Linked DNA regions of Mus musculus: region 2 is linked to region 1. The links are chromatin loops, found by intact Hi-C in ENCODE. Cell type or tissue: heart. All regions are shown on one strand. Each heading gives the region's core, and the rest is flanking DNA. Links, peaks and the distances in the headings are about the cores only. Region 1 has its middle 84 kb from the start of Gm36685. Region 2 overlaps Bbs9 (Bardet-Biedl syndrome 9 (human)).

The links. Peaks named below come from ENCODE experiments on the same cell type or tissue, not always from the same donor. Only the 100,000 strongest peaks of a DNase experiment are listed, where the experiment ranks them.
Region 2: it touches region 1 in a loop (1.8-fold over the local background); 2 of 42 quality-filtered maps call a loop at or near these places.

Annotation. Positions count from the first base shown.
Region 1 is chr9:22,897,981-22,915,016 of GRCm38, forward strand. No RefSeq gene overlaps it. Among named protein-coding and RNA genes, the nearest start is that of Gm36685, 84 kb to the right of the region's middle. In heart, for the core only: no CTCF peak of the experiment used is centred there; a DNase peak (open chromatin) is centred at 7,661.
Region 2 is chr9:22,817,847-22,825,846 of GRCm38, forward strand. All of the region lies in intron 21 of Bbs9 (Bardet-Biedl syndrome 9 (human)), which reads left to right. Among named protein-coding and RNA genes, the nearest start is that of Gm39309, 17 kb to the left of the region's middle. In heart, for the core only: no CTCF peak of the experiment used is centred there; no DNase peak of the experiment used is centred there; H3K27ac peaks cover 236 bases.

The sequences.
Region 1 (17,036 bases), core at 4,011-12,010:
CAGGATGATGCCCTCCAGGTCCATCCATTTGGCTAGGAATTTCATAAATTCATTCTTTATAATAGCTGAGTAGTACTCCATTGTGTAGATGTACCACATTTTCTGTATCCATTCCTCTGTTGAGGGGCATCTAGGTTCTTTCCAGCTTCTGGCTATTATAAATAAGGCTGCTATGAACATAGTGGAGCATGTGTCCTTCTTACCTGTTGGGGCATCTTCTGGATATATGCCCAGGAGAGGTATTGCTGGATCCTCCGGTAGTACTATGTCCAGTTTTCTGAGGAACCGCCAGACTGATTTCCAGAGTGGTTGTACAAGCCTGCACTCCCACCAACAATGGAGGAGTGTTCCTCTTTCTCCACATCCTCGCCAGCATCTGCTGTCACCTGAATTTTTGATCTTAGCCATTCTGACTGGTGTGAGGTGGAATCTCAGGGTTGTTTTGATTTGCATTTCCCTGATGATTAAGGATGTTGAACATTTTTTCAAGTGCTTCTCTGCCATTCGGTATTCCTCAGGTGAGAATTCTTTGTTCAGTTCTGAGCCCCATTTTTTAATGGGGTTATTTGATTTTCTGAAGTCCACCTTCTTGAGTTCTTTATATATGTTGGATATTAGTCCCCTATCTGATTTAGGATAGGTAAAGATCCTTTCCCAATCTGTTGGTGGTCTTTTTGTCTTATTGACGGTGTCTTTTGCCTTGCAGAAACTTTGGAGTTTCATTAGGTCCCATTTGTCGATTCTCGATCTTACAGCACAAGCCATTGCTGTTCTGTTCAGGAATTTTTCCCCTGTGCCCATATCTTCAAGGCTTTTCCCCACTTTCTCCTCTATAAGTTTCAGTGTCTCTGGTTTTATGTGAAGTTCCTTGATCCACTTAGATTTGACCTTAGTACAAGGAGATAAGTATGGATCGATTCGCATTCTTCTACACGATAACAACCAGTTGTGCCAGCACCAATTGTTGAAAATGCTGTCTTTCTTCCACTGGATGGTTTTAGCTCCCTTGTCGAAGATCAAGTGACCATAGGTGTGTGGGTTCATTTCTGGATCTTCAATTCTATTCCATTGGTCTACTTGTCTGTCTCTATACCAGTACCATGCAGTTTTTATCACAATTGCTCTGTAGTAAAGCTTTAGGTCTGGCATGGTGATTCCGCCAGAAGTTCTTTTATCCTTGAGAAGACTTTTTGCTATCCTAGGTTTTTTGTTATTCCAGACAAATTTGCAAATTGCTCCTTCCAATTCGTTGAAGAATTGAGTTGGAATTTTGATGGGGATTGCATTGAATCTGTAGATTGCTTTTGGCAAGATAGCCATTTTTACAATGTTGATCCTGCCAATCCATGAGCATGGGAGATCTTTCCATCTTCTGAGATCTTCTTTAATTTCTTTCTTCAGAGATTTGAAGTTTTTATCATACAGATCTTTCACCTCCTTAGTTAGAGTCACGCCAAGATATTTTATATTATTTGTGACTATTGAGAAGGGTGTTGTTTCCCTAATTTCTTTCTCAGCCTGTTTATTCTTTGTATAGAGAAAGGCCATTGACTTGTTTGAGTTTATTTTATATCCAGCTACTTCACCGAAGCTGTTTATCAGGTTTAGGAGTTCTCTGGTAGAATTTTTAGGGTCACTTATATATACTATCATATCATCTGCAAAAAGTGATATTTTGACTTCCTCTTTTCCAATTTGTATCCCCTTGATCTCCTTTTGTTGTCGAATTGCTCTGGCTAATACTTCAAGTACTATGTTGAAAAGGTAGGGAAAAAGTGGGCAGCCTTGTCTAGTCCCTGATTTTAGTGGGATTGCTTCCAGCTTCTCTCCATTTACTTTGATGTTGGCTACTGGTTTGCTGTAGATTGCTTTTATCATGTTTAGGTATGGGCCTTGAATTCCTGATCTTTCCAAAACTTTTATCATGAATGGGTGTTGGATCTTGTCAAATGCTTTTTCTGCATCTAACGAGATGATCATGTGGTTTTTGTCTTTGAGTTTGTTTATATAGTGGATTACATTGATGGATTTTCGTATATTAAACCATCCCTGCATCCCTGGAATAAAACCTACTTGGTCAGGATGGATGATTGCTTTAATGTGTTCTTGGATTTGGTTAGCGAGAATTTTATTGAGGATTTTTGCATCGATATTCATAAGAGAAATTGGTCTGAAGTTCTCTATCTTTGTTGGATCTTTCTGTGGTTTAGGTATCAGAGTAATAGTGGCTTCATAAAATGAGTTGGGTAGAGTACCTTCTACTTCTATTTTGTGAAATAGTTTGTGCAGAATTGGAATTAGATCTTCTTTGAAGGTCTGATAGAACTCTGCACTAAACCCATCTGGTCCTGGGCTTTTTTTGGTTGGGAGACTATTAATAACTGCTTCTATTTCTTTAGGTGATATGGGACTGTTTAGATGGTCAACTTGATCCTGATTCAACTTTGGTACCTGGTATCTGTCCAGAAATTTGTCCATTTCGTCCAGGTTTTCCAGTTTTGTTGAGTATAGCCTTTTGTAGAAGGATCTGATGGTGTTTTGGATTTCTTCAGGATCTGTTGTTATGTCTCCCTTTTCATTTCTGATTTTGTTAATTAGGATTTTGTCCCTGTGCCCTTTAGTGAGTCTAGCTAAGGGTTTATCTATCTTGTTGATTTTCTCAAAGAACCAACTCCTCGTTTGGTTAATTCTTTGAATAGTTCTTCTTGTTTCCACTTGGTTGATTTCACCCCTGAGTTTGATTATTTCCTGCCGTCTACTCCTCTTGGGTGAATTTGCTTCCTTTTTTCCTAGGGCTTTTAGATGTGTTGTCAAGCTGCTAGTATGTGCTGTCTCCCGTTTCTTCTTGGAGGCACTCAGCGCTATGAGTTTCCCTCTTAGAAATGCTTTCATTGTGTCCCATAGGTTTGGGTACGTTGTGGCTTCATTTTCATTAAACTCTAAAAAGTCTTTAATTTCTTTCTTTATTCCTTCCTTGACCAAGGTATCATTGAGAAGAGTGTTATTCAGTTTCCACGTGAATGTTGGCTTTCCATTATTTATGTTGTTATTGAAGATCAGTCTTAGGCCATGGTGGTCTGATAGGATACATGGGACAATTTCAATATTTTTGTATCTATTGAGGCCTGTTTTGTGACCAATTATATGGTCAATTTTGGAGAAGGTCCCGTGAGGTGCTGAGAAGAAGGTATATCCTTTTGTTTTAGGATAAAATGTTCTGTAGATATCTGTCAGGTCCATTTGTTTCATAACTTCTGTTAGTTTCACTGTGTCCCTGTTTAGTTTCTGTTTCCACGATCTGTCCTTTGAAGAAAGTGGTGTGTTGAAGTCTCCCACTATTATTGTGTGAGGTGCAATGTATGCTTTGAGCTTTACTAAAGTGTCTCTAATGAATGTGGCTGCCCTTGCATTTGGAGCGTAGATATTCAGAATTGAGAGTTCCTCTTGGAGGATTTTACCTTTGATGAGTATGAAGTGTCCCTCCTTGTCTTTTTTGATAACTTTGGGTTGGAAGTCGATTTTATCCGATATTAAAATGGCTACTCCAGCTTGTTTCTTCAGTCCATTTGCTTGGAAAATTGTTTTCCAGCCTTTCACTCTGAGGTAGTGTCTGTCTTTTTCCCTGAGATGGGTTTCCTGTAAGCAGCAGAATGTTGGGTCCTGTTTGTGTAGCCAGTCTGTTAGTCTATGTCTTTTTATTGGGGAATTGAGTCCATTGATATTAAGAGATATTAAGGAAAAGTAATTGTTGCTCCCTTTTATTTTTGTTGTTAGAGTTGGCATTCTGTTCTTGTGGCTGTCTTCTTTTTGGTTTGTTGAATGATTACTTTCTTGGTTGTTCTAGGGCGTGATTTCCGTCCTTGTATTGCTTCTTTTCTGTTATTATCCTTTGAAGGGCTGGATTCGTGGAAAGATATTGTGTGAACTTGGTTTTGTCGTGGAATACTTTGGTTTCTCCATCTATGGTAATTGAGAGTTTGGCCGGGTATAGTAGCCTGGGTTGGCATTTGTGTTCTCTTAGTGTCTGTATAACATCTGTCCAGGCTCTTCTGGCTTTCATAGTCTCTGGTGAAAAGTCTGGTGTAATTCTGATAGGCCTTCCTTTATATGTTACTTGACCTTTCTCCCTTACTGCTTTTAATATTCTATCTTTATTTAGTGCATTTGTTGTTCTGATTATTATGTGTCAGGAGGAATTTCTTTTCTGGTCCAGTCTATTTGGAGTTCTGTATGCTTCTTGTATGATCATGGGCATCTCTTTTTTTATGTTTGGGAAGTTTTCTTCTATTATTTTGTTGAAGATATTAGCTGGCCCTTTAAGTTGAAAATCTTCATTCTCATCAATTCCTATTATCCGTAGGTTTGGTCTTCTCATTGTGTCCTGGATTACCTGGATGTTTTGAGTTAGGATCCTTTTGCATTTTGTATTTTCTTTGACTGTTGTGTCGATGTTCTCTATGGAATCTTCTGCACCTGAGATTCTCTCTTCCATTTCTTGTATTCTGTTGCTGATGCTCGCATCTATGGTTCCAGATCTCTTTCCTAGGGTTTCTATCTCCAGCGTTGCCTCGCTTTGGGTTTTCTTTATTGTGTCTACTTCCCCTTTTAGTTCTAGTATGGTTTTGTTCATTTCCATCACCTGTTTGGCTGTGTTTTCCTGCTTTTCTTTAAGAGCCTGTAACTCTTTAGCAGTGCTCTCCTGTAAATCTTTAAGTGACTTATGAAAGTCCTTCTTGATGTCCTCTATCATCATCATGAGAAATGTTTTTAAATCTGGGTCTAGATTTTCGGTTGTGTTGGGGTGCCCAGGACTAGGTGGGGTGGGAGTGCTGCGTTCTGATGATGGTGAGTGGTCTTGATTTCTGTTAGTAGGATTCTTACGTTTGCCTTTCGCCATCTGGTAATCTCTGAAGCTAGCTGTTTTAGTTGTCACTGTTAAGAGCTTGTTCTTCAGGTGACTCTGTTAGCCTCTATGAGCAGACCTGGAGGGTAGCACTCTCCTTAGTTTCAGTGGGCAGAGTATTCTCTGCAGGCAAGCTCTCTTCTTGCAAGGCAGGTACCCAGATATCTGGTGTTCGAACCAGACTCCTGGCAGAAGTTGTGTTCCACTCACTAGAGGTCTTAGGATCACGTGTGGAATCCTGTGTGGGCCCTTGCGGGTGTCAGGCGACTCAGCTGGCAAGGTAGCCGGGGCTCGAGTGGAGTGGAAGGGGTTTGTGCCCCAGATCAAGCCCGGGTAGCCTGCTTCCCTATGTACCGCAGTCTCAAGTTCCGCGCGATTGGATTGGGGCAGGCACTGTGATCCACTCACCAGAGGTCTTAGGGTCCCGTGGGGAGTCCCGTGTGGACCCTTGTGGGTGTTGGGCAAGACTCTGCTGGCAAGGTAGCCCCGGGCTCGAGTCAGGAGTCGAGCGGAAGGGACTTGTGCCCCAGATCAGGCCCGGGTAGCCTGCTTCCCTATGTACCGCAGTCTCAAGTTCCGCGCGATTGGATTGGGGCAGGCACTGTGATCCACTCACCAGAGGTCTTAGGGTCCCGTGGGGAGTCCCGTGTGGACCCTTGCGGGTGTTGGGCAAGACTCTGCTGGCAAGGTAGCCCGGGGCTCGAGTCAGGAGTCGAGCGGAAGGGACTTGTGCCCCAGATCAGGCCCGGGTAGCCTGCTTCCCTATGTACCGCAGTCTCAAGTTCCGCGCGATTGGATTGGGGCAGGCACTGTGATCCACTCACCAGAGGTCTTAGGGTCCCGTGGGGAGTCCCGTGTGGACCCTTGCGGGTGTTGGGCAAGACTCTGCTGGCAAGGTAGCCCGGGGCTCGAGTCTCGAGTCGAGCGGAAGGGACTTGTGCCCCAGATCAGGCCCGGGTAGCCTGCTTCCCTATGTACTGCAGTCTCAAGTTCCGCGCGATTGGATTGGGGCAGGCACTGTGGTCCACTCACCAGAGGTCTTAGGGTCCAGTGGGGAGTCCCGTGTGGACCCTTGCGGGTGTTGGGCAAGACTCTGCTGGCAAGGTAGCCCGGGGCTCGAGTCTCGAGTCGAGCGGAAGGGACTTGTGCCCCAGATCAGGCCCGGGTAGCCTGCTTCCCTATGTACTGCAGTCTCAAGTTCCGCGCGATTGGATTGGGGCAGGCACTGTGGTCCACTCACCAGAGGTCTTAGGGTCCCGTGGGGAGTCCCGTGTGGGCCCTTGCGGGTGTTGGGCAAGACTCTGCTCTGTTTGTTTGTTTTTAAATCAGTTCTCACTTCTGGGTCTTAATCTTTCCAGCCCTTTTCTGCATAGACTGCAAGCCTTAGGGAGAGTTATGTGACACAGATGTTCCATTTAGGGCTAAACATTACCTGGTCCACTTGGCACACTTAACAGTTCTAGGTCTCCTGGCTAATTGCCATCTGTTGCAAGAAGCAGCTTCTTTGATGAGGACTGAGGGATGTACTAATTTATGAATGTAACAATAAGTCATAGAGAATCATTTCAATATTGTCGACATTTAGGAGAATAATCGTTGCAAGTTTTCCCCTAGAGCCTATGACAATTCTAACCACAGGTTCTTAGCCATGTTAATACTGCCAGGTATGGATCCTGTCGCATGGAGTGGACCAGACACCCATTTAGAAAATGGTTAGTTACTCTTATATCATTCAGGGAATAAATGTGTTTGAATTTATTTAAACATTTCACAATCACAACAACTTATAGGTTGATAATTTTTTAAGAACTTTTTATTGCTTCTTTGTGAGTTTTACATTGTGCACTCTAATCCCACTTGCCTCCGTATCCCCTCATGTCCACCCTTTGTCCTTGCAACCTCCCTCCCCCAAACACACACATACACACACACACACACACACACACACACACACACACACACACACTTAAATCATAGAAGACATCTCATCGTGGAAGCTACAGTATGTCAATGTGTGTCCCATCGTATATCTACACAGTATCCCCTGCTGTTCACATCTTTACTTGCAAATGTACGTTGCAATGAGTCATTGTTTCCAGATCTCTGACTCTTGTGACACTATCAATATTGGGTTTTCACTGGCCTTCCTCCTGGTTATCCTGTTATTGCCCTCTGTCATCGAGATCCTAGAGCTTTGGATCAGCCAGACTGGCCCTTTCACATGTCTCAACAATTTGCAGATGATACAGATTTGGGGTTGGACCAACTCAGAGCCAGGAAGCTGAGCCTGAGTGGTAGCTGAGCTGGTCAGAGCTCTGGCTTTTCTTTATCTGCACCACTAGAACCAGCTCCACTGTGCTGCCCAATCAAGGTGTACGTCTCACTCTCCCAAGTGTTGCAGCCTCCAAGAGGTAGGACCAACTCCCCATCTCTCATATTCTCAGGACTGACTCACGTGTGCCTTTACTATCAGGGCCAGCTCCACTGTTGCCCAGGCAAGGTGCAAGCCTGCTTTCCTGAGTGCTACAGTCAGTGAGGGGGCAGGACTAGCTCTCCTGCTCTCATGCCCTCAGGGCCAGCTCTCTGGACTACTGCAGGGGGCAAGGGGCAGGGATGGAGATTCACTACCACACCCATGCCACCTCACAGTAGACAAGTGACAGGGCCAGTTCTCCCATGGCGTTACTGGAGGGCAGAAGGCCAGCTCACCCATGCCCCTTCCACCAAGGCCAGCACTACTGTACTACCTAGGCAAGATGCCCAGCCCACTCTTTCAAGTGCTGCAGCTGATAAGAGCAGGGATAGCTCTCCTGCACTCACGATCCTGTAGGCAGCTTTCCCAACTGCCAGAGGTGATGAGGGGGGCAGGTATCACCCCTGTGCCCTTGCCACCTCACAGCAAAAGAGTAGTGGGGTCAGCTCTACTACAATCATGCCCTCGAGCCACTCACCCACACTCCTACCACCAGGGCATGCTCTACTGTGCTGCCTAGATGAGGTTCAGGGCCCCCTCTCCCAAGTGTTGCTACAGGTGAGAGGTGGTGCCAGGTCTCCAGAGGGCTGCATCCAGTGAGGGGTAGGGCCAGTTCTACACTAGGGCATCCAAGTGGTCCCTAGTGACTTGCCTGGACCAGGGACATTCTCATGTTCTCTAGTAGCAATATGAGCTACTGACATTGACACTGACCCCTGCCACTGCGTTAGCCACAGATGCAGACATGGCCCTCAGCAGTAGCTCAGGCTGGGACTTCACAATGGCCCCAGGTGGCAGGGCTGGCTACTCACAACAGGCTACTCCTCTCCACCCTCGAGTCTCCAGTTCCATCTCTCTTCACACTGCTCAAGCTGCTCCTCTTCTTTCTCCCATCTGATAACCACACACTCGCACGTTGTGATTGCTCCCACTGGAGCCTGCACACAGCACTGGCGGACCCTTGGGTGACATTCTCCAGGAAGCAGTTGTCTATGGTCTGCCTGTGCCAGGGGCTCGAGGGCAGGTCTGTAGGTGGCATAGCAGTCCAGCAGGTCTCTGTTTTCCTCTATCCATGATCTGCTATGTGGTGGTAGGCAGGGCTATATGTGTCTATGGCACATAGATTAAAATATTTCTGTTGTTTGGCAGTAGCTTTTTGATTCCATTATTCTTCATATGCTTGTATATATATATATCTATCCTGGTGTAGTTGCAGAACTGGAAGATGATCCAGATTTTTAATTAGCCAGATAGCCTTATTATTGCTCAGTCTGTCAGCATAACATACTAAAATAAAAAAACACTAACTTGTTACATTGTCCATTAGGTCCATTAGATTTTGTACACAAGAATGTGCTCCTTCCTTGTGATCATAATGGAGTGTGGGTATTATTGTCTCTGCTTTATACACAACAGTATGGAGTTTTCTCCAGACTAAATAATTCATTAACTATCCCACCATCTACAGGAAGAAGAGCTGATATTCTAGTCTAGTCAGTTTCCAAAAGCACAGATGCACACCCATATGTAAGTATATTATTAAGGATACAAGAGGACATTTTAAAGCAAAACCTTGTAGCATGTGATGGCTGCTCTTTGACTTCCTGTGTTGTTTTAATGTGTTAGTTCTTTGGTGAACACCATGTTTGTGTTCCTCCTTCCACTCTGTAGGAAGTGTGCTAGTAGTGGCCATGATGACACAGTACTCTCACATGTCATATTTCGTAGAAATGCTATCAGCTTTCAGCTGCTCATGCTCGATCTAGACATTGTTTTCAATTTTCCACGCCACTTTTATTTTCTATGCAAGTTTTCTAGTATTTTGTAGTCAAATCTATTAATTGATTTTTTAAAAAATTGACGTCTGCCTTTAATATGAAGTCTGAGAGCCTGTTGCTACGTCTGTCAGAGCGGAGGTCCCGCTCAGACTGCTGGGCTCAGAGCTGCTGCAGGCTTTGATCATGTTCTTGGTGGTGATGTACTGGGTATTATTTACCACAATATGTCCTTTCTGTTTTCCTGTCTCTGGTGATTTTATGTGAATTGCGTGTTTGGTTTGCTAACTCTGTGTTTGTTATCTATTTTCTCTTGGTTTTCTCACTCTGTGTTTGTTATCTATTTTCTCTAAGGGGTAACTACTAAATAACACATACTACACTGCATTCAAACTCCCTCCCACAGCCCTCATGCCCTCCTTCAGTAAGATTGGCTTTCCCAGAGGAGTCTTAGGTGCTTTTGTAACTAGCCTGATGCAATCCTTCTCCGGTCCTTAGGCATGACCAAACACGCACAGTCCTGTGGGAGAAGCTTGGGCTGGGTGTGCTTCCTTGGTTAAAGCTATACAGAGGCTGGCCAGTCATGGAGGATGCATCCTAATCCCTCAGTTTCCTGGTGTTTTGGTTTGGTTTCTCAGTCACTCAAGCCACTGGCTTGTGAAAAGGGAAGGCAGTTCTCAGGTGATAAATACCTGGAGCCACTGGGTTCAATCAGGTTTTTTCTCTTGCTCCTTTCTTCCTTCTTTCCTTTCTCTCTCTCTCTCCCTTCCTTCCTTCCTTCCTTCCTTCCTTCCTTCCTTCCTTCCTTCCCTCTTTCCTTTCTCTCTCTTCCTTCCTTTCTTTTTTCTTTTCTCTTTCCTCTTTCTTTCTATAACTTTTAATTGATTTTTTTGTGTGAATTTCATTCATCTCCCCATTGTATCTTCCCTCCACATATGCAACCTTCACCACAAAAAAAAAACAGTAAAAATTAAAATAATAATAATAATTAAAACAAAACATCTTATCATGGAAGCTGTAGAATGTCACAGTGTGTTCCACAGTATACCCTTTTGTCCTGCTTATATGCCAGAAGTTATAGTTTCCTTTCCTGGTGGATTTCAGGTTCCATGGACACAATTGTTCTTAGATTTCTCTCTGCTGTTTAATAAATTTTTATTTATTTAAAGTTGGCCTTAAAGAGAAGAACCATTATTTAAAATTCAATATTTCATGATTCTTTTTTTGTAAATACTTTGGCAACTTGATGACTTTAACATGAGGTTCCTATTTTTTAAAAAGCAACATTGAACACTGAAAATGGATACTTATCTAGAGCATGACTAAATAAGATACAAGTATGCACAAAGATAACAGTTGTCACAAATATTCAAAATGTATACAAAAGATATTAGCAATATACCTTTGACATTCTGTTACATTGTTTTTCTTATATTCTTAATGTTTATTCAATTTTTATTGCGTACTTTTATTCATCTTTTTATTATAAATATTTTATGATCTCATTTCATATTCAGTAAATTTAAAAAATAACTTTAATTTTCCTCTGACCTTGTTAACAGTTTTAAATGGATGATAGTTTGCATAAGTTTCTTTCTGACTTGCTACCTATCAGCAATACCATGTAGTATTAAAGTTATTGTCAAAATTAAGACAATTCCTACAAAGGTTCTGCATATTTGTACAATAAAACTGTCGAGTTTTGTTTTGTTTTGGAGTGAATTTTAAATAACTGTGGAGCTGACAGCTCTTATGAACCAGTCATCAGTATCCCCGCTGAAGCGATCTTTATCTCAATCAGTTCACATCAGCTCAGTGTAGCAGGCAGGATACTGAAGTTTCTCTGAAGTGTTCATATGGTTCGTTCATTAGTCTGATTACAAGAATCATATAACTTCTATTTGAAAATTTTCATCTCATTTTCATGACTTTAGACTGATGTGGAAAATCTCTTCAGTCTCATCCTAAGCCTTGCAAAATGTTTGCAAGGGCTTCCTCTCTACCCTACCTCCACTCCCTGGGGTCTACAGCAAACCCTGTGCCAGGCCCAGCATTCCCTTTCCCTTGGACCCTCTCAGTTGTCTTTTCTAGCCCATTCCTGTTTCTCTACATCAGCCAACTATACCTAGAAGCATTCTGCCTGGGACCCCAGTGGCTACACAAAGCTAAGACCCAGGTAGGTGACTTCCACTTTCCTTTTTGTCATTGGTCATAATCTCTCCAGACTTATTCCAATTTCTGTAAGCAGACTGTTGCAGGGACCTCCACTAGCACTGAAGCTCCATTCACTGGAGCTTCAAGCTCTTGTCACAGAGTTCCGAAAGCCCTTTCATCCGTCTTTCCTGATCATTCTTTGCCTTACTGCAACCTGCTTGCAGGATCCTCTCTTCCCACCACACATCCCAGTGCCTGGAGACCCCTCCCTTTGGTGTGGACAGGATCCCCTTAGCTCTTTCCTGAAGCCCACTCAACTTTTTTCTCCTAGACCAGCTCTCTTTCTCACTGCTACCCACAGACCTGCAGCATTCTGTACCAGGTAGCCCACACCCACTACAGTTTTATAAGATCCAGAGAGGGTTACAGACACCAAAGAATGGAACACCCAGCCAGCAAAGGGAAAATGAAACATCAACACCCAGAATCAATCTAATCATCTCAAGTCCAGATGTTTAGACTCCAGCAGAGCACAAACATTAACACCCAAGACAATGTGCCTCCACCAGAAGCCAGTAACTCCACTCCACTGCAGTAGACCCTGTGAAATGCAGTATAGTTGAAAAACAAGAAAGGGCTTCAAAATAGGGACAATTAAGAACATGTTCAATATTCTCTCCTGTGACTCTCTAAGGCAGGTCCACCCAGGAGTAAAGACACAGGCTTACAGACTCACAGGAGGAAGAAACTCCAGCCAGAGACAGCAAAAACATATAACACCAGAGATTACCAGATGACGAAAGGCAAATGCAAGAATCTTATGAACAGAAACCAAGGCTACTCATCATCAGAACTTAGTACTCCCACCACAGTAAGTCCTGGATAAACCAACACACTGGAAAAGCAAGATTCTGATTTAAAATCATATCTCATGATGCTGATAGAGGACTTTAAGGATATTAATAACTCCCTTAAATACACGAGATCACAGGTAAACAGGTAGAAGCCCTTAAAGAGGAAACACAAAATCCCCTGAAGAATTACAGGAAAACACAACCAAACAGGTGAAGGAATTGAACAAAACCATCAAGGATCTAAAAATGGAAGTAGAAACCAATAAAGAAAGCAAAAAGGGAGACAACTCTGGAGATAGAAAACCTAGGGAAAAAAATCAGAAAACATAGATGCAAGCATCACCAACAGAATAAAAGAGATGGAAGAGAGAATCTTAGGTGCAGAAGATTCCATAGAAAACATTGACACAACAATCAAAGAAAATGTGAAATGCAAAAAAATCCTAACTTAAAACATCCGGGAAATCCAGGACACAAAGAGAATGTCAAACCTAAGGATAATAGGTATAGATGAGAATGAAGATTTTCAACTTAAAGGGACAGTAAATATCTTCAACAAAATTATAGAAGAAAAATTCCCTAACCTCAAGAAATAGATGTCCATGAACATACAAGAAGCCTACAGAACTCAAAATAGTTTGGACCAAAAAAGAAATTCCTTCCATCACATAATAATCAAAACACCAAATGCACAAAACAAAGAAAGATTATTAAAAGCAGTAAGGGAAAAAGTAATATATAAAGGCAGACCTATTAGAATTACACCAGACTTCTCACCAGAGACTATGAAAATCAGAAGATCCTAGATAGATGTCATATATACCCTAAGAGAACACAAATGCCAGCCCAGGTTACTATACCCAGCAAAACTCTCAATTACCATAGATGGAGAAACCAAAGTATTCCATGACAAAACCAAATTCACACAATATCTTTCCACGAATCCAGCCCTTCAAAGGATAATGAAGAGAATAGTCCAACAAAGGAGGGAAATTATGTCCAAGAAAAAGCAAGAAAAAGCAAACCTAAAAGAAGATAGCCACATGAACAGAATCTCAACTCTAACAGCAAAAATAATAGGAAGCAACAATTTGCTTCATTAATATCTCTTAATATCAATGGACTCAATTCCCCAATAAAAAGACATAGAGTAACACACTGGCTACGTAAACAAGACGCAACATTTTGCTGCATATAGGAAACCCTCCTCGGAGACAAAGACAGATACTACCTCAGAGTAAAAGGCTAGAAAACAATTTTCCAAGCAAATGGTTGTTTCCAAAGAAACAAGCTGGAATAGCCATTCTAATATCGAATAAAATTGACTTCCAACTCAAAGTTATCAAAAAAAAGACAAGGAGGGGCACTTCATACTCATCAAAGGTAAAATCTTCCAAGGTGAGTTCTCAATTCTGAACATCTATGCTCTAAATTCAAGGGCATCCACATTCATTAAAGAAACTTTAGTAAAGCTAAAGCGCACATTGCACAGCACACAATAATAGTGGGAGACTTCAACACCCTACTCTCATCAATGGACAGATCATGGAAACAGAATCTAAACAGAGACACAGTGAAACAGAAGTTATGAAACAAATGGATTTACCAGATATCTATAGAACATTTTCTCCTAAAACAAAAGAATATACCTTCTTCTCAGGACCTAATGGTACCTTCTCCAAAATTGACCATATAATTGAATACAAAACAGGCCTCAACAGATACAAAAATTTTTGAAATAATCCCATGCATCCTATCAGATCACTATGGATTGAAGCTTATCTTAAGTAACAACATAAATAATAGAAAGCCCACATACACGTGGAAGCTGAACAACACTCTACTCAATGATAACTTGGTCAAGGAAGAAGTAAATAAAGAAATTAAAGACTTTTTAGAGTTTAATGAAAATGAAGCCACAACATACCCAAACGTATGGGACACAATGAAAGCATTTCTAAGAGGGAAATTCATAGCTCCGAGTGCCTCCAAAAAGAAACTAGAGAGAGCACACACTAGCAGCTTGACAACACACCTAAAAGCTCTAGAACTAAAGGAAGCAAATTCATTCACGAGTAGATAGCAGGAAGTAATCAAACTTATGGCTGAAATCAACCAAGTGGAAACAAAGAGAACTATACAAAGAATCAAACCAGAAGCTGGTTCTTTGAGAAAATCAACAAGATAGATAAACCCTTAGCTAGACCAATTACAGGGCTCAGGGACAGTATCCTAATTAACAAAATCAGAACTGAAAAGGGAGACATAACAACAGGACCTGAGGAAATCCAAAGCATCATTAGATCCTACTACAAAAGTCTATACTCAACAAAACTGGAAAACCTGGATGAAAGGAATAATTTTCTAGACAGATACCATGTACCAAAGTTAAATCAAGACCAGAATAATGATCTAAACAGCCTCATATCCCCTAAAGAATAGTCTCCCAACCAAAAAAAGCCCAGGACCAGATGGGTTCAGTGCAGAGTTCTATCAGACCTCAAAGAAGACTTAATTCCAATTTTCCTCAAACTATTCCACAAAATAGAAACAGAAGGTATCCTACCCAATTCATTTTATGAAGCCACAATTATTCTGATACCTAAACCACACAAAGACCCAATAAAGAGAACTTCAGACCAATTTCCCTTATGAATATCAATGTAAAAATACTCAATATAATTCTCACAAACCGAATCCAAGAACACATCAAAACGATCATCTATCATGATCAAGTGGGCTTCATCCCAGGGATGCAGGGATGGTTCAATATAAAGAAATCCATCAACATAATCCACTATATAAACAAACTCAAAAAAAGAAAAACCACATGATCATCTGAGAAAGCATTTGACAAAATGCAACACTGGTTCTTGATAAAAGTCTTGGAAAGATCAGGAATTTAAGGCCCATACCTAAACATAGTAAAAGCAATATACAGCAAACCAGTAGCCAACATCAACCCAGATGGAAAGAAACTCAAAGCAATCCCACTAAAATCATGGACAAGACAAGGCTGCCCACTCTCTCCTTACCTATTAAATATAGTACTTGAAGTCCTAGCCAGACAATTAGACAACAGAAGGAGATCGAGGGGATACAAATTGGAAAGGAAGAAGTCAAAATATCACTATTTGCAGATGATATGATAGTATATATAATGACCCCAAAAATTCCACCAGAGAAATCCTAAACCTGATAAGCAACTTCATTGAAGTAGCTGGATATAAAATTAACTCAAACAAATCAGTGGCCTTCCTCTACACAGAGGATAAACAGGATGAGAAAGAAATTAGGGAAACAACACCCTTCACAATAGTCACAAAAACTATAAAACACCATGGCGTGACTCTAAGGAAGTGAAAGATCTGTAAGATAAGAACTTCAAGTCTCTGAAGAAAGAAATGGCGGAAGACCTCAGAAGATGTGAAGATCTCCCATGCTCATGGATTGGCAGGATTAATATAGTAAAAATGGTTATCTTGCTGAAAGCAATCTGATTCCATTCAATCCCCATCAAAATTCCAACTCAATTCTTCACAGAGTTAGAAAGGGCAATTTGCGAATTCATTTGGAATAACAAAAAAACCTAGGATAATAAAAACTATTCTCAACAATAAAAGAACCTCTGGTGGATTCACCATCCCTGACCTCAAGCTGTACTGCAGAGCAATTGTGATTAAAACTGCATGGTACTGGTACAGCGACAGACAGGTAGATCCGTGGAATAGAATTGAAGACCCAGAAATGAACCCACACACCTATGGTCACTTGATCTTTGACAAAGGAGCTAAAAAAGACATTTTTATCTCCTTGTACAAAGCTTAAGTATAAGTGGATCAAGGACCTCCACATAAAACCAGAGACACTGAAACTTATAAAGGAGAAAGTGGGGGGAAGAGTCTTGAACATATAGGCACAGGGGAAAAATTCCTGAACAGAACACCAATGGCTTGGGTTGTAAGATCAAGAATTAACAAATGGGACCTCATAAAATTGCAAAACTTCTGTAAGACAAAGGAAACTGTCAATAAGTCACAAAGGCAACCAACAGTTTGGGGAAAGTTTTTTACTAATCCTACATCTGATAGAGGGCAAATATGCAATATATACAAAGAACTCAAGAAGTTGGTCTTCAGAAAACCAAATGACCCTATTAAAAATGGGGTACAGAGATAAACAAAGAATTCTCAATTGAGGAATACCAAATGGCTGAGAAGCACCTAAAGAAATGTTCAACATCCTTAGTCACCAGGGAAATGCAAATCAAAACAACCCTGAGATTCCATCTCACACCAGTCAGAATGGTTAAGATCAAAAGTCAGGTGACAGCAGATATTGGCAAGGATGTGGAGAAAGAGGAACACTCCTCCATTGCTGGTGAGATTGCAAGCTGGGACAACCACTCTGGAAATCAGTTTGGCTGTTCCTCAGAAAACTGGACATAGTACTACTGTAATACCACTCCTGGGCATATATCCAGACGATGCTCCAACATGTAATAAGGACACATGCTCCACTATGTTCATAGCAGCCTTATTTATAATAGTCAGAAGCTGGAAAGAACCCAGATGTCCCTCAACAGAGGAATGGCTACAGAAAATGTGGTCCATTTACAGTGGAGTACTACTCAAGCTATTAAAAACAACTTCATGAAATTCTTAGGCAAATGGATGGATCTGGAGGATATCATCCTGAGTGAGGTATCCTAATCCCAAAAAGCACACATGGTATACACTCACTGATAAGTGGATATTAGCTCAGAAGGTCAGAATTCCCATGATACAATTCACAAAACACATGAAACTCAAGAAGAAGGGAGACCAAAGTGTGGATACTTCTATCCTTCTTAGAAGGGGGAACAAAATATCCATGGA
Region 2 (8,000 bases), core at 1-8,000, 84 kb before region 1:
TAAATCAAATATTTGAATATGTGTATAGGTATAGATATAGAGTCCATATAAAAATGAAAATAACTCATATCTGGAGCCTCATATACACCAAAGTTTTTACTGCCTTCTTTTTTCATTTCTTTAAACTTCATTTTATTGCACAATGGTAAATGGTGTGTTAAGTGATAGTCTTAGTATAGAAGCATGGAGTATAGAAGTCTTAGCATATAGTCTTAGTATAGAAGCATGTCATGGGTCCTGAAACAAGGATGTCAGAAAAACTTGACACAGAGAAAGAGCTTGAAGACGGTCCGGTATCAGGCAGGTGCCATAAGGGAAAACGTGCTTCAGGCGCTTACAGGGGACGCTATGGTCCAAAGCATCAACTGCGTTTGCGTTGGCTTTGTTAAATTTGGGGTCCAAAAGGAAGATGATAAATGAGGAAGCAGCAAAGTTAGCAAGGATGTGGATCGGGGATATATTAGTTGGAGACGTGATGTGGGCCACAGGGCTTCGGCGTTTTCCGCACCTTTGTTTCATTAAATGGATGGGAGGAACCTCAGAGTGCAGTCTGCGTGAGTGACTGGTGTGTCCTTGCAGAGAGAGCCAGCCTACACTGGAGTTCTAAACTGGAGTTAGTGACCCCATTGCTGTAAGAGTTTATTGTTGTATTTGAGAGTTCTTCCAATGAACTTTTAATTCCCTGAACTTTCACAAGAACCCTGTTGAGACATTTGTTGTTTACTTTCATATGATTAGCCGGGTTTGACTTATTGGTCTTTTAAAAACATTTTAGTTCATGTGTACAAGTGTTTTGCCTGCATGTTTGTCTGTGCACCATGCATGTGACTGGTGTCCCTGAGCCAGAAGAAGGTGTCATATCCCTAAGAAATGGAGTTACAGGTACTTGAGCTGCCCTGTGGGTGCTGAGAATCAAACCTGGATCCTCAAGAAGAGCAGCCAGTGGTCCTGGCCACTGAGCATCTCTCTAACTTCTAACTGTTGGTCTTTGAACTTTCATAAGGTTGAAGCCTTTTGTTGAGGGGCTATAAATGAAGTCCATATGGAAAGGGCTTCAGGGAAAGCACTGACTGACTTCGGGGCCTTTTTGTTCTACATAGATTATTATACTTTCTCCATACTGTTTTTAAAAAATGACTTTCAAAGTAGGAAAATTACCTGTGCATTTTTTTTGTTTTCTTACCTTCTAAATAGAAGTATAATGGTGTTTTATTCTACAGTTTACAAAATTAAAAGTAGCAGTACATGGAAAATGCTTAGCAAAAACCTGACACAGCACAAAATCTCACTAAATATGGGATATTAATTAATTAATAATAAAATACATAGTCCCAAAGCTACTTTTACCAACGACAACTATAAAGTTAAGTAGTGTCTCAGTTAGGGCTTATATTGATAAAGCACCATGACCAGAAGCGCTTGGGAGAAGTGAGTGAGTTTGTTTGGTTTACACTTCCAGGCAATAGTCCATCACTGAGGGAAGTCAGGGCAGAAACTCAAGCATGGCAGGAACCTAAAAGCAGGAGCTGATATAGAAGTCGTGGAGGAGTGGGGTGGCATCTCCCACAATGGGCTGGGCCCTCCCAAATAAATCACTAATTAAGAAAATGTCCAGTAGGCTTGCCCACAGGCCAACCTGGTGGGGGCCTTTTCTCAATTGAGGTTTTCTTCTCTCAAGTGATTCTTGCTTGTGTGAGGTTGACACAGAAAAATTCTGGCATTTATTTAGATAAGAGTATGTCTTTCTGGCTGCTGTAGCACAGTGTATCCATTCTTACAGTCGTAGTGAGATGTGTGTACACAGAGGATCCTTCCTACATCCAAATGACCTCACTAGTGAGTCAGACTGGAAGCTCTCACCTCTCCGTAGTTAACTGCTCATTGCCTGCAACACCTTCTGCGTTCTTCCTCTTCCCTTTCCTCTTGTCTAGTTCTGACTGTCTACCTCCGTGTGCACTCTTGTCATGCATCAATGGGAGGAGAGGCCATTGGTCCTGTGAAAGCTTGATGCTCCAGTGTAGACGAATGCCAGGTCAGGGAGGCGGGAGTGGGTGGGTAGGTAGGGGAACACCCTCATAGAAGCAGGGTGAGGGAGGATAGGATAGGAGGTTTGTGGAGGAGAAACCAGGAAAGGGGATAACATTTGAAATGTAAATACATGAAATATACAATAAATAAGTAAGAGTTAGGGGAAGGACTGATGGAGCTAAAGAGGATTGCAACCCTATAGGGAGAACAACTTACTCAGAGTTCCCAGGGACTAAACCAACAACCAAACAGTATACATGAGCTTGTCCATGGCCCCCAGCACATATATAGCAGAGGACTGACTTGTCTGGTCTCAGTGGGAGAAAAATGTCCTTAATACTGTAGAAAGTTGATGTCTTAGGGAAGGGGATGCTGGTGGGGGCGAGGTGGGGATGGCAGGGTGGGTGGGGAGCACTATTTCAGAAGCAAAGGGGAGGGGACTTGGAGTCAAGAACTCAGTGTTGGACTAGGAAGGGGAAAAGCATTTGGAATGTAAATAAATAAAAATAATTAAATAAAAATAATTAAAAAAGAAGAAAGTAAAGGTGATTTTTAATAACCAGGGAAATGACGAATTCAGTCAGGAAGCAAGGAAGCAATTGTGTAGTAGCTCGCTTTTTCTCCTTTGTTTCTTTGTTTCTTTCAAACCATGGTTTTTTTTAATCTGAAAAATATGAGGTAGCCCCTTGTTCTTAAACAGTGCATTGATACAAAGTTGTTCTGAAAATGAAGTTAAGTTGAATAAGTAAAGGAAACATTCAGTTATAAATAGGGTGCACACTCCTCTCGTCATAATGGAGTCTGTGAGGAGAGGAATGGAGGATTAGGGAAAGAATATTTGAGTCTAGGATTAGAGCTGGATTTGACAAGAGAAACAATTGGGAGGCACTGCAGAGGAAGGCCTACCATCAAAGACCTGAGAAAACAACATTATCCCAGTGTGTGCTTAGCAAACACTCGGTGACAGACATGCTGGCCAGTAACTAATTACACTGTGATGACCGAAGACCAGGTTCTTGGAAGAGGAGCCGTTAATACAGGGATAGAATCCCTGGGGACGGGGGGTTGGGGAATGTCTTTCCCTCCAGATGTTTAGACTAATATGACACTCAGCATTCTAAAGATAATTGGGAAGAACCCTGCCTGAGTGTTGGGAGATGAACTGAATTCCTTGGACAGGACATTGCTGCTCTTATTTCTTACTCCTGTCACGTGACCCTGTGAGCCCACATGTACAGATGGAAGCATGTAGAATACCCATGTTTACCCTCACCTGGCTGTAAGTGGGAGCTGTCTTTTCTTTGGACTATTCTTATTGGAAGTATTACAGTGGGAGCCCAACTGTGTGAAATTTTCAGTATCATTAAAAATTGCACAGCTGAGCCAAAAGGAAGGGCCCCTTAGTCACTCTCATGGAAGATGTTTTCTGAGGCTTTGTATCCTGTGAAAAAAAAGGTCACATATTCTACTGATATTTCTGGGATTTCTAATATGAGGGTGAAATTTGATGTTTATTTCAACAGTTTCTGGCAATAAAAATAAAATTATGAAGAATTGCCACTGAATAACCACAGACCTCTAGCCCCTCCCACAGCCCAAATTTTTAAAAATCTACTTATTTATTTATTTATACCTATTCACTTTCCATCCCCCTTCCTGGTCACCCCCCTCTCACAACCCTTCTCCCATCCCTGCTCCCCTTCTCCTGGGTGGGTGGGTGCCACCTGGGTATCTCCCACCCTGGCACTTCAACTCTGCAAGGCTGGGTGCTTCCTCTTCCAATGAGGCCAGACGAGGCAGCCCAGCTAGAACACATCCCACAGACATGAAACAGCTTTTGGAACAGCCTCGCTCCAAGCTACACATCTGCTGTGTATGTGCGGGGAAGACTAGGTATTGTCCATGTATGCTCTGTGCCCAACCCAATTTTTATCCTCTGAGCTATCACTCATACCTGCTGTCACATCAACGAGCCTGTCCTCAGCAGTCACACTGTGCTGGCTCTCCTCAGATTTGTAGTGACTATGTATCTTGTTGTCTCTGCTTGCCTTTGGCTCCTCATTCCTACTTTCTTTCTGAGTAATCAAAATTTTAACAATAAGATAAATCTGTCTCTCTCATCAATGGAAACTCATGAACAGTATTGACAGTGTACTAATTATTTTTTCATTTTCTTTCAGATCTGTAGGATAGCTATAGAAGTGATTTTAATTACTTTAAAGCTGTTCTGGAACCAGGTGCTTAAGTAAGATAGTCATTAATTTAGATCACATCATTTTCAGTTGCTTGAATATGGGAAGCGTTTATATCCGTGAGGGCAGATCCAGCGGTGTGGCTCACACCCGTTGCTTTCTTATTTTTAATGTTGGCCTGACCAGAAACATGTTACTTTTGACACGACAAGCAAGGGTGATGTTCTTCCAGAATTGTCTTGCTGGAGGTAAGCAGTCTGTGTTGCCAACCTTTGAAAACATCTTTTCATAATGAACTTTGAAGTTTTCATTCCAACAGATCACTGAATGGTCAAACCCCTCTGATTTACATGTTGTATAGCTAGCAGTTAAAACTTAAAACCTAAGCCAAGTCCTCAGCTTCTAATAGGTCTCAGCATACATAAATATTCCGCTGAAAAGAAAGCCTCTTTAGTTGTGTGATCTCTCTCAACTGTGTCTTTTAAATTTATTTTTAGTCTTTGAAAGTTTCATACATAAGTGTAATAAATTTTAGTCCCTTTTCCTCTGTTATATTGTTTCACCAATTATATATTTTTAACTTTCTTTTAATTTTGTTAAGTAATTTGCTCTTACTTAATGCATCTCGTTTGGCTTGGGCCATTGTGCCCTGTAAGTACACTTTTTGAGCTGTACTTCAGGGTCATGGGGAAAATGTTACCAAAAAGGTCTGTTGGTGCTTTTAGAAGCCATGGTTTACGCTGACCCTGGCAGGATAGTTTTATTTAGCACAGGTGTTTGCATGTTGGCTCTACTAAGCTATTTTTGACATTTGTTAAAAATAATCTTGGAAATAATTACAGCTGCAGATAAGTAAATGAGCAGGGCTGCTGGACCTTGGCAAAGTGCCAGGTCCTGGCCACCTTGGCTGTAGGCAGAGACCGCAGCAGGTGCTGAGGGCTCAGACGTGAAAAAGCAAAGCTGGATGCATCACCGTCTGTAAACAGAGCATGTACTTAGTGGTCATGGCTGCATACGTGTACAAAAGGAGTGCAGTTGTTCTCTTCTTGTTAAAGATTCAGGAAAATCCATACTTACAATATTTTAAAAACTGAATGTATCATCTTGTAGAAAAAACCACATTCTTCTATCCTTTATATTTTACTTCCACTGAAAATGACATCATAGTCTAAGCCAAGACTGAGACAACAGGATGAAATTTGTTTAGTGCGGACTGTGTCCCAGGTGTCACAGGCATCACTCTGCATATTGGAGTATGATGTTCAGCCAGCCCAGCACAGTCCCTGCTTCCAAAGAGCTTGCCTTGGTGTGTGTGTGTGTGTGTGTGTGTGTGTGAATACACAGGGCAGCAGACTCCAAACACTCTGTACTGTAGAAAGTGCAATGAGAAAAGGGTAAAGGGGAGGGGTGGGGTCACTCGTGAGCTGAGGCTTCCCTTTCCCTCGCTGCGCTTCATTCAGGTAGGAGCAGCTCCAGAGAGTTAATTATTTGAAACAGACTCCTTATATGACTAGTGAAAGTAATTATGTGTTTGCTCATTTATGTTTAGGTTAGTTTATTAATCATAATATTATTGGGTCTTTATAGGTTTTTTTTCCTGATCAAAGAATGTATTTTAGTTTTCAGAAAAGGAGCCAGAGTAATTATAAGGAATGTTTTCTAATTAATAAATGTATTTGATAAAATATATGCAGTGATCATTAAAACAACTTATACCATAAAATGTTGAGAAGACCTTTTGTCCTTACATTATTTTAGTGCCGTACTCTCAGCCACAACTGGATGCTGCTATCTCTTGCCAAAGTTGCCTAGACTGACACCTCTGGGGGAAGAGACTTTGTCACCCATTTCTACATCTCTATAATTAAATACAGCTGGAACATAGAAGGTGGCCTGACAGGATATAGAATTGGCTTGAGTGATGTTCCCGTTGTCTCCTCTTCCTCCTTTTTGTGTGACACATTCTCTGTCCCTCCCTCCCTCCCCCCTCTCCCAGGCCACCCACTTTCTCTTCCCCTGCCTGTCTCTGGCCTGCTATGTTCTACTTCTGAACCGTATGGGTTGCTCCCCAAGACTCCATGACAGTTTCTAGCTCTGGGCTAATCTTTGGCTTTCTTGGATCTACTCTGGAACTAGAAACTGTTGTACAGATTGTTAACCTGACCCCGCCTCACCTCCTTTCATGAAGTGGACCTCACTGCATCTTTCTCTGTTAATCAGAATATTACTCACCTATATTCTAGTCATTTTCAATCTCATTTAGAGCTAAATTGATCTCCAGTGTTTGCTCAAGTTGGCTTTCTTTTCCCTTAATCCATGCAGAAGACTTCCTTTTATCTTGTGCTGTGAAGAGCAAGTCTGGTCACAGCACACTCCACTCTCCCCTGTGGAACGGACTCACTTTTGTCCTTAATAGACATTTAACTATGCCACCGTCTTCATTCATGTGCTAGACATTGGCGTTAGTGAAGAGAGGCTTCCTGTCCGTATAGAGTGGCTATTTGTGTTGAAAAGCCAGATAATAAGCAGTTACACAGCTAAAGAGCAGAGTTGTGGATTGCATTAAGTGTACACAACAGCAGACAAGGCTCATGACAGCCCTACAGTGGATATACGGAGAGCTTCCTGGAGTAGCTCTGCTGGCGAATCGTCTTCTTCTCTGAAATGAAGCCATGGAGGAGTGTAGCTTTTGCTCACTCCAGCCTTCAGCCGGATCAGGCCGGAGTCCTGTCTCCTTGCTCCCCCAGTTCTCCCTTTTCTTCTTATAGACTACTTCTTGATGCTCTTGAGAAAAAGAGTTAGCAAAAAGGTCAATCATGTACTTTTTCTTCTATTCTGGGACAAAGAATTTATGTGCCATCCAAAACAAACAAACAAACAAGCAAACAACAGAAAGCCTCTAAGTCCTCCTAAGTGGCCTGGCATGATTTGATGAATGCTTTAAAGAATGCGCTGTGCCTGCTGTGTGGGGATAAAGAGCCGGGTCTACAATGGGACAGTGAGCTCTAGTCGCCAGTGTGATGAGAGGCTATGTGATTGGACGAGTGATACAAACAGAAGATCCGAGGAATCCCTCAGAGGCTACAGTACACAGCCTTGGCAATGGGCCTGTTTGGTGGGAGGTCAATGAGAGTCAGAGACGGCTTTTGACTTTAGTTATGAACTGGTGGTCAGCCCTGCTGATGAAGAGGGGTCAGTGAGCACAACGTGGGGTAAATGGATTAGGGGGTGCAAAATCGAAGGCCCAGCTTGACTGTGCTTCTATCTGGGTGGCATGGCTGCGCCCCCTTGCAGATGACAGCACTAGATCTCCAGAGAGAAGGCTGAGCTGCCGCTGGCCTGTCAGGAGATGGGGCCTGTGTGGATTTAGAGCTGGATGGGTCCCCTTCTGTGTGGGGAGCAGAAAGAAGGGGGCTGGTCTAAGCTGAAAGGCCTTCCAACATCTAGAGGTCAGGGAGAAGGAAGGGCAGGAGCCAACCTCGGAAATTAAGGAGAAGCAGCCAAGAAATGAGCAAGAGAAAACTGAGAAAGTAGCCACATGGAAGCCGGAGGAGTGCAGGGTCTCCAGGGCGTGAGGCAGGCAAGTCTGGCATCTTCTATCTGAGATTCTTACACATGCCTATCACGGCCTCCATATGCTTGCTCATTCATTTAATGTGTTTACTAGAAGAAAGTTTACATGTGTCATCATAAACTAGTTTTTAGTATATAGAAATAGCAAATATAAGAACTATATGACACAAATGAGCTTCTCCATCTTAGGAGTCCTCCAGAGGGACA